Linked DNA regions of Homo sapiens: all the other regions are linked to region 2. Evidence: chromatin contacts called from ENCODE Hi-C or POLR2A ChIA-PET data. All regions are on one chromosome and are shown on one strand. Each heading gives the region's core, a stretch centred on a gene start or an enhancer-like site at or near the end of the contact. The rest is flanking DNA. Distances are from core to core; before and after follow the strand shown.

The links. Hi-C counts contacts between places; a loop is a spot of excess contacts on that map. ChIA-PET counts read pairs that join two places held with the same protein, here RNA polymerase II (POLR2A). Pooled maps may share reads with other maps.
Region 1: a map of gastrocnemius medialis shows a loop between it and region 2 (3-fold over the local background). The contact joins the promoter of USP27X here to the promoter of PPP1R3F in region 2. A Hi-C loop is called at or near these places in 3 of 168 maps with a recorded cell type or tissue (gastrocnemius medialis and naive thymus-derived CD4-positive, alpha-beta T cell), 3 of 37 single-sample maps with no recorded cell type and 16 of 50 pooled maps. POLR2A ChIA-PET finds 5 or more read pairs at or near these places in 1 of 52 experiments (MCF 10A).
Region 3: a loop to region 2 is called in a pooled map, with 8 times the contacts of the local background. The contact joins the promoter of WAS here to the promoter of PPP1R3F in region 2. A Hi-C loop is called at or near these places in 1 of 168 maps with a recorded cell type or tissue (ascending aorta), 4 of 37 single-sample maps with no recorded cell type and 15 of 50 pooled maps.

Annotation. Positions count from the first base shown.
Region 1 is chrX:49,878,017-49,880,858 of GRCh38, forward strand. It overlaps USP27X (ubiquitin specific peptidase 27 X-linked), which reads left to right and starts at 1,468. Exons shown (of 1, transcript NM_001145073.3): 1 at 1,468-2,842. The coding sequence starts at 2,292. It overlaps USP27X-DT (USP27X divergent transcript), which reads right to left and starts at 1,340. Exons shown (of 2, transcript NR_026742.1): 1 at 1,075-1,340; 2 at 1-731. RefSeq lists silencers at 1,290-1,699, 1,740-1,819.
Region 2 is chrX:49,268,510-49,271,540 of GRCh38, forward strand. PPP1R3F (protein phosphatase 1 regulatory subunit 3F) reads left to right here and starts at 1,284. Exons shown (of 4, transcript NM_033215.5): 1 at 1,284-2,364. The coding sequence starts at 1,361. RefSeq lists enhancers at 373-872, 570-619 and a silencer at 1,320-1,559.
Region 3 is chrX:48,682,104-48,685,093 of GRCh38, forward strand. WAS (WASP actin nucleation promoting factor) reads left to right here and starts at 1,696. Exons shown (of 12, transcript NM_000377.3): 1 at 1,696-1,882; 2 at 2,180-2,320. The coding sequence starts at 1,751.

The DNA.
Region 1 (2,842 bases), core at 218-2,717, 610 kb after region 2:
ACAAGCCAGACAGCGTGCACTAGGCTACAGCCAGCCACCACCAGGATTAGGGGACTAGACTCTTCCTAGAACACTCTTTCTCCTCCTACTCCTGTCCTGATGCCTGCCCTGGGCTGCACTCTCTGGGACCAGCAGCTACAGCCCGACACCCTCGAGCCATGACCCAGGTCTGAGCCACTTGCTCTGGGCACACTCCTCGTGGGCTCTGGGGTGCTGCTGCCCAGTGCCAGCAGCCCCTTGGCACAGGGGTTCCCAGAGGCCTCTCAGCCTCATGTCCGACTCCCTCTCCCTGCTGGCAGCTCCACAGGCTTCTTTCCACTTCCACCTGCTGCCCCCCTCCCCCGGGATGCTGCCAGGGCTTAAGGGTCTTGGGAGTGTGTCCTGTAGTTTAGGCCCCCTCTCAGCTGTAGGGGAAGTGCCAGCTGTAGGGATGGCCTTGTCGTGCCTCGTCCCTCCAGCTGGCCTTGGAGAGAAGAGGTGGATTGTGCCATCGGGCTGCTCAGCGTCTGCTGGGCCAGGAGGCCGGCTGTCAAGCCATTAACCCACCCGTGGCCTTGGGAGCCCAGGAGGACGCGAGCAGCAGGCCCAGACCCTGCAGAGCGCTGATAAGATGGGCCAGGGACGCGCCTCTCCAGGCCCAGCGGCCTTGGTAGCCCGGCCCCCCCGGAGCTGGGGTCCAGGCCTCCCCAGAACTGCAGCTGGAGCTTCATCCTTTTCGGGAAGCGCAGGACCTGGCGTGGGAAGGGAGACAGGGACGAGGCTAGAGGCAGGCTCGGCCGCCGAAATGATGGCCTGTCACGGCTTCTGCCTGCGCTCCCTAGGACCCCCCTCAGAGGGGACATTTCACAGCCTCAGAAACATTTCTGGACTTGGCACCCGCTCGGCCCCCAGCCCCGCAGTGGCCGAGGGAAGCCTGCATAGACGAGGGGAAGGACGAGGAGAGGGGAGGAGACGATGAAGGGGGTCAGAGCAGCGATTGGAGCCGAGAGCTGGAAGCGCCTTAAAGAGACTGCGCGGTCCCCGCCCCCCTTCCCGCCAGCCTCAATGAATTAGAGCTGTGTTTCCCAAACTTGCCTGATCATAAGCAGCCTCTGGGGCCCTAGTTAGAGATACAGGTTCCGGAGTACCTCCCTTCGAGATTCTGATTCAGTAGGCCTGCGGGTGGAGCCAAGGAATCTGTAATTTTAACACGCTCCCCACGTGATTCTCGTGAACAAGCAAGTTTGGAAAATACTGAATTAAAGGAAACGGGGCCTGGCTGCAGAAGCAGCCTCCACTAGGGGGCTTCGGCGGGAGGATTCCCGGGGGCGTCGCCTGCTTCCGCCGCCGCCTCCTTCAGTGAAAGTCCCTTTTGGGTCCAGCTGCCACAGCCACCGCGCTCCCTCAGGCCGGGCGGGGGACACCCCAGGTCTGCGTGGCCCCCGCGCCGCCACGCCCAGTGGCCGCCCGAGCCCTGCGAGCAGGGGGAGGAGCCGCCGCCAGTGGAGGCGGAGGAGGTAGAGGAGGCGGAGACGGCGGAGAAGGCGGAGAGGAAGGTGGAGGCGGAGGCGAAGGTGGAGGGGAAGGCGGAGGCGGCGGGGAAGGCGGAGGCGGCGGGGAAGGTGGACGCCACCGAGAAGGTGGAGACGGCGGGGAAGGTGGACGCCGCTGGGAAGGTGGAGACGGCGGAGGGTCCGGGCCGCCGGGCTGAGCTCAAGCTGGAGCCCGAACCCGAGCCGGTCCGGGAGGCGGAGCAGGAGCCGAAGCAGGAGCTGGAGGATGAGAACCCAGCGCGGAGCGGCGGTGGCGGCAACAGCGACGAGGTTCCTCCCCCCACCCTTCCCTCCGATCCACCGCGGCCCCCCGATCCCTCTCCGCGTCGCAGTCGTGCGCCGCGCCGCCGACCCCGGCCCCGGCCCCAGACCCGGCTCCGTACCCCGCCGCAGCCTAGGCCCCGGCCCCCGCCCCGGCCCCGGCCCCGGCGCGGCCCTGGGGGCGGATGCCTGGATGTGGATTTTGCCGTGGGGCCACCAGGCTGTTCTCACGTGAACAGCTTTAAGGTGGGAGAGAACTGGAGGCAGGAACTGCGGGTTATCTACCAGTGCTTCGTGTGGTGTGGAACCCCAGAGACCAGGAAAAGCAAGGCAAAGTCCTGCATCTGCCATGTGTGTGGCACCCATCTGAACAGACTCCACTCTTGCCTTTCCTGTGTCTTCTTTGGCTGCTTCACGGAGAAACACATTCACGAGCACGCAGAGACGAAACAACACAACTTAGCAGTAGACCTGTATTACGGAGGTATATACTGCTTTATGTGTAAGGACTATGTATATGACAAAGACATTGAGCAAATTGCCAAAGAAGAGCAAGGAGAAGCTTTGAAATTACAAGCCTCCACCTCAACAGAGGTTTCTCACCAGCAGTGTTCAGTGCCAGGCCTTGGTGAGAAATTCCCAACCTGGGAAACAACCAAACCAGAATTAGAACTGCTGGGGCACAACCCGAGGAGAAGAAGAATCACCTCCAGCTTTACGATCGGTTTAAGAGGACTCATCAATCTTGGCAACACGTGCTTTATGAACTGCATTGTCCAGGCCCTCACCCACACGCCGATACTGAGAGATTTCTTTCTCTCTGACAGGCACCGATGTGAGATGCCGAGTCCCGAGTTGTGTCTGGTCTGTGAGATGTCGTCGCTGTTTCGGGAGTTGTATTCTGGAAACCCGTCTCCTCATGTGCCCTATAAGTTACTGCACCTGGTGTGGATACATGCCCGCCATTTAGCAGGGTACAGGCAACAGGATGCCCACGAGTTCCTCATTGCAGCGTTAGATGTCCTGCACAGGCACTGCAAAGGTGATGA
Region 2 (3,031 bases), core at 34-2,533:
GATTCCATTAGTCAGAAGCTACCCATATGCCCAATCAACTTCTGGTAGCACACAGTCAGGTCAGTGTTTGCTGAGCTGAAATTTAAAAAAGTGAATCCTTCAGAAAGTTAAATTTCCTATTCGGCCATTCATTCAACAATAGTATCAAGTCCTGGAGAGTGCTTGCGGCTAACAATCAGGGGCATTCTTGGCTTGTGGCACTGCTCAAGAAAAGGTTGTAGTTGGGCAGGGAGGACCCAGTAAGTAACTAACTGCAACAGGACAGTCATTTTCACTTTCCTAGTTCACACACCAAGGTGTGGTCTAGGCCTTCAGGGGCTCTGGGTATTCCTGGGGCAATGGGGAGTCACGGAGGGTTAGGGAGAGGGTAACCCCATCCCTGAGAAGCACATTTTTCCTAATGGCTGCCTGCGTTCTATGGTTCTGCTGTCCGGCCACCCAATACCTCAGACTCTGTCTACACAGCGTCCTCCTCTCCAGCCTCCTTATTGGCTACTCATGCCTCCCTTCACACCACCTACACTGCCCCCGTCGGCTCTGCTTTTTTCCCCATCTTGCCTCCAAGTCCTCCCTCCGTCCCGCTGCACTATCTAGCCTCGGCATTGGCTCATCCCATACTAGTACTGTCCTTTGAGGTCTCTACGCCTTCACCCTGGCTCCCTCATTGGCTATCCGCCAGCTCTCGTCCTCGCTCCCGCCTTCAGCCTCCACCTCCATTGGCTCGGCTCCCTACACACCCGCCTCTTGGTCTCCTTTTAGCCTTCGTATTGGCTAGCTCCACCTTGGCACCACCCCTTCGAAGCCGCAGTGCACGCTCACAAGCCTCCCCATTGGCTCGCTGCAGCCATTGTCGTCATCCCACGCGTGGCTCTCCATTGGCTGTTCTCTCTCTCTAGCTACCGTTCCACCGCCTACGCAACCCGCGGGATCTCCCACTTTTTGGGCCTCTGCGTTCGTTCCCGGCTGCCCTCATCGCCTGTAGCCATTCCACTTTTCCCACCGCCCACATGCCTCTCTCGCTCAGACTTCCGCATTAGCTGTCTGCTTCTGTTTTCTTCATCATGGATTTCGCACCACCCCCATTCCGGCCTCTCCATTGATTCCTCGATCATCCCGCCCCCTACACCGCCCACTCCCGGGCATCCCCATTGGCTGCGTGCTTCTCCGGCTCTCAATTCGCTGTACGTCATCCGTGCATGGCTGCCCATTGGCCCTCTGCAATACTTGTCTTCATCTCACCGCCTATGCCCCCGTGAGCCGTACCCCTCCGCGCTGGCCTTCCCATTGGCTGCCCGCCCCTTCAGGCCCTGCCCCCGCCGGTCCCGCCGCCGGTGCCGTCGGTGCCGCCGCCGCCGCCGATATGGCGCGTACGGCCCCTGTGGAGCCCCCGCTGCGGCATTCCGCGCCCCCCTCGCCGGCCGCGGGTGAGCCCCGCACCTCGGTCGAGGCGGCGGTGGCCCCGCGGAGGGTGCTGTTCGCCGACGAGGCCTTGGGGCTGCCGCTGGCGCAGTTGCGCCGCTACCGGCCGTGGGGCGGGCCCGGGGCGGGCAAGATGGCGGCGGCGGCCGGGCAAGATGGCGGCGGCGGCGGCGGGGCCGACGAGGACGACGATGGCGAGGATGGGGATGAAGGGGAGGAGGAAGAGGAGGCTTGCCCCGAGCCCTCACCGCTGTGCCCCGTCCCCGCTGGCGGGGGGTTTTACCTGGTCCCCACATTTTCGCTGCCGCCCGCGCCGGGCCGTCTGGAGCGCTTGGGGCGCGTCATGGTGGAGCTGGAGGCGCTGCTGCCGCCTCCCGGAGCGGTCCCCGGGGGTGCCGGGGTGTGGGTGCCTGGGGGCCGCCCGCCGGTGCTGCGCGGGTTGGTACGCGTGCTGAACCGCTCCTTCGAGAAGGCGGTGCACGTGCGGGCCTCACACGACGGCTGGGCTTCCTTTTGCGACCACCCAGCGCGCTACGTCCCGCGCAGCCCGCCGTGGGCAGGAGCGGGAGGAACAGGAGCAGGAGATCCCATCCTGGATCCGGGGCTCGGCCTGGGTCCCGGCCAGGCATCCGCCTCCTCGCCCGACGACGGCGGCCGCACCGACCGCTTTGCCTTCCAGCTGCCCTTTGCTGAGGGCGCGGGCGATGGGGCGCGCCTCGACTTCGTGGTGCGCTATGAGACCCCTGAGGGCACTTTCTGGGCCAACAACCACGGCCGCAACTACACAGTCCTGCTCCGGATCGCACCCGCTCCCACACCCACTGATGCCGAAGGGCTGCCCCAGCAGCAGCAGCTGCCGCAGCTGGAGCCACAGCCCGAGTGCCAGGGTCCCGTGGAGGCTGAGGCCAGGCAGCTGAAGAGCTGCATGAAGCCGGTGAGGCGCAGGTAATGTCAGCCAGCGCCACCTCCGCCAACGCAGGGCTGTGTCTGGGATGGAGGACAAGCATTCCGGCCCAGGAACCCCTCAGGCCTGCTCTCCAGGACAGGGAGGAGGGTGCATTGAGTCAGTCAGTCAAAGAGTGATGGAGGTCAAACACGTGCTAGGCACTGTTTTAACTGGGGTTTTATTCCTCCATTTATTGAGTTCCACTGTAAAGCCCTGAACAAGACAGACATCTACCCTACCCTCAAGGATTCATACAGGCTCCTATGGGAGACAGTTTGAAAAAACAAGCAAGCAAGCAGATAGGATAAATAGGGACAAAGTTAGCTGCTGAAGGGAGTAAGGGGATAGATTGGGAGGGAATGACTGTGTCAGACATGCTGTTAAAGGGAGGGCCTTTGAGGAGGTGAGTCCCGAATGATGATAAAGAAGAGTTATGCAGATACGGTGGGGAGGTGGGGGAGAGTTTGTAGGAAAAGGAACAGGGAGGACTTTTCTGAGGAGGTTTCATTTAAACTAAGTCCTGGATGATGAATAACAGTTATGTGCATATATGGAACAAGGGTGTTCTAGGTAGAGGAAACAGCAAGTGCAAAGGTCCTGGGGTGGAAATGAGCTTGGTGTGAATGATCAGCAGTGTGCTGGAGTGGAGAGAACTGCAATGACATA
Region 3 (2,990 bases), core at 446-2,945, 590 kb before region 2:
ACATGCAAACCCTACAGCCCTCAGATTCCCGTCTGAGAGTCTGCATGCCTATGTGGACCAGGAGATGTGTGCGGGAGTGAACACTGCAGTGTTGCTCCCAACAGCAAGAACCAGAAGCAGCCCAAAGGGCTGTTACAGGAGAATATGGACACCCAGGCTGCACATGCACACCATGGAATGCTGTATGGCAGTGGAAATAAATGAACAGCTACCACTATAGGCAAACAGGAATCACAGCAACAGCCAAGAGTGAAGGCGTGGAGGGACGAGACCATGCACTCACACCTGGCCTGCCTGGCTCGCACTCCGGGCAAAGGGGTCAGAACAGTGACTGGCACACACGTTAAGTGCTATGTGAGTGTTAAGATAAAACTAGGATGTCCAGTGGGGAGAAAGCAAGCCTTTGAAGATTATGTGCTTTTACAAACTTCAAGTGCAATGAAAACTAAACAAGATGTTGTTCAGGCATTCATATATGATATAAAGTTCCTTTCTTTAAAAAAGGGATGGGCTGGGCACGGTGGCTCACGCCTGTAATTCTAATACTTTGGGAGGCCGAGGCAGGTGGATCACGAGGTCGAGAAATCGAGACCATCCTGGCCAACATGGTGAAACCCTGTCTCTACTAAAAATACAAAAAAATTAGCTGGGCGTGGTGGCGTGTGCCTGTAGTCCCAGCTACTTGGGAGGCTGAGGCAGGAGAGTCACTTGAACCCGGGAGGCAAAGGTTGCAGTGAGCCGAGATCGTGCCACCGCACTCCAGCCTGGCGACAGAGTGAGACTCCATCTCAAAAAAAAAAAGAAAAAAAAAAGTATGACAAGCAGAAAGTAATTTGGGAGCTGCGGGGAGGCAAGGGTAAGGGATGGGGAAGTGGACCAGAGGCATATGCGTCATTGGCAGTGTCTAAGCACTCACGATAGGCGTGGATCACAGGGGCTCGCTCTGTAATTAAAAGGAAAAGGGTTTTTGTTGTGTTGTTGTTGTTGCTGTTTTTGAGACAAGGGTCTTGCTCTGTCATCATCCAGGCTGGAGTGCAGTGGTGCAGTCTCAGCTCACTGCAACCTCCGCCTCCTGGGTTCAAGCGATTCTCCTGCCTCAGCCTCCTGAGCAGCTAGGACTACAGGTGTGTGCCACCATGCCTGGCTAATTTTTGTATTTTTTAGTGGAAATGGGGTTTTGCCATGTTGCCCAGGCTCGTCTTGAACTCCTGACCTCAAGTGATCCACTCGTCTCGGCCTCCCAAAGTGCTGGGATTACAGGTGTGAGCTATTGTCCCCAGCCAAAAGGAAAAGTTTTACTGTAGTAACCCTTCCGGACTAGGGACCTCGGGCCTCAGCCTCAGGCTACCTAGGTGCTTTAGAAAGGAGGCCACCCAGGCCCATGACTACTCCTTGCCACAGGGAGCCCTGCACACAGATGTGCTAAGCTCTCGCTGCCAGCCAGAGGGAGGAGGGTCTGAGCCAGTCAGAAGGAGATGGGCCCCAGAGAGTAAGAAAGGGGGAGGAGGACCCAAGCTGATCCAAAAGGTGGGTCTAAGCAGTCAAGTGGAGGAGGGTTCCAATCTGATGGCGGAGGGCCCAAGCTCAGCCTAACGAGGAGGCCAGGCCCACCAAGGGGCCCCTGGAGGACTTGTTTCCCTTGTCCCTTGTGGTTTTTTGCATTTCCTGTTCCCTTGCTGCTCATTGCGGAAGTTCCTCTTCTTACCCTGCACCCAGAGCCTCGCCAGAGAAGACAAGGGCAGAAAGCACCATGAGTGGGGGCCCAATGGGAGGAAGGCCCGGGGGCCGAGGAGCACCAGCGGTTCAGCAGAACATACCCTCCACCCTCCTCCAGGACCACGAGAACCAGCGACTCTTTGAGATGCTTGGACGAAAATGCTTGGTGAGCTGGGGATCTCCTGCCCCCGCCCCGTCCCCACCGTTTCTTCCTCTTCCTCTCCTCCTTCTCTCTCTTCCCCTCCTCCCGCTCCTCCTTTCCCTCTCCATCATCTCCTCTCCTAGAATTTCCCGTCATAATCCACCCTTCCCAGGAAGATCTCAATGTCTACTTGCCTTCCCTCTGGCTGCAGCTCTTCCTTTGGGCCCATGACTGTCATGAGGCAGGAAGGACCAGGTCTGGCTCCAAGACCTTGTGGCTACCCCTGACCAGACTCCACTGACCCCTGCTTTCCTCTCCCAGACGCTGGCCACTGCAGTTGTTCAGCTGTACCTGGCGCTGCCCCCTGGAGCTGAGCACTGGACCAAGGAGCATTGTGGGGCTGTGTGCTTCGTGAAGGATAACCCCCAGAAGTCCTACTTCATCCGCCTTTACGGCCTTCAGGTGACCCCCCCACCCCCGACTGGACTTGCAAGCCAGTTCTCAACCCGCAAACCCAGATCTGTGTCCATATGTGTCCATAGCTTCAAGACCTCAGACCTGATCAGTGAATCCCTGAGCCCCAGAACCAAAGACTCATCCAGATGGCAAACTCTGACTTGCCTTTCTAAGTCTGCAATGACTGGCCCCAGTCTCCGTATCAAGATCTCTAAAGCCCCCAGTATTAGTCTGCTGCCTAAGCCTAATCTTTTCCACAAATTCCAATAAATGAGCACTGTATTTGTACCTGAACCTCAAATCTATTCTAAACTCAACATTTTGCATCCCAGGAATCTCTCATCAAAACTCCTGAACCCCAGATGTTTGCCAAGCTCCTAAGTCATAAATCTGTTCAACAAACCCCAAAGTTGAATATTCCATTGATCCTTGAACTCCAAATCTGTCCTTCTAAATCCACAGCACAGACCCCAGAGTTCCCATATTAAAATTCCTGAACACTCAAATACCGAGGTAGTTCTTAAGCAAAAAGTCTTTTCCACAATCCCCTGACCTGAACTTTCTAGGTTTAAGCCCCAAATTCATCCTTTTAAACCCATAAAGATGGACCCAGCATAACTTCCAGATCCCAAGGCTATCAAATATCCACCAAACTCCTAAACCATAACTCTCTCCA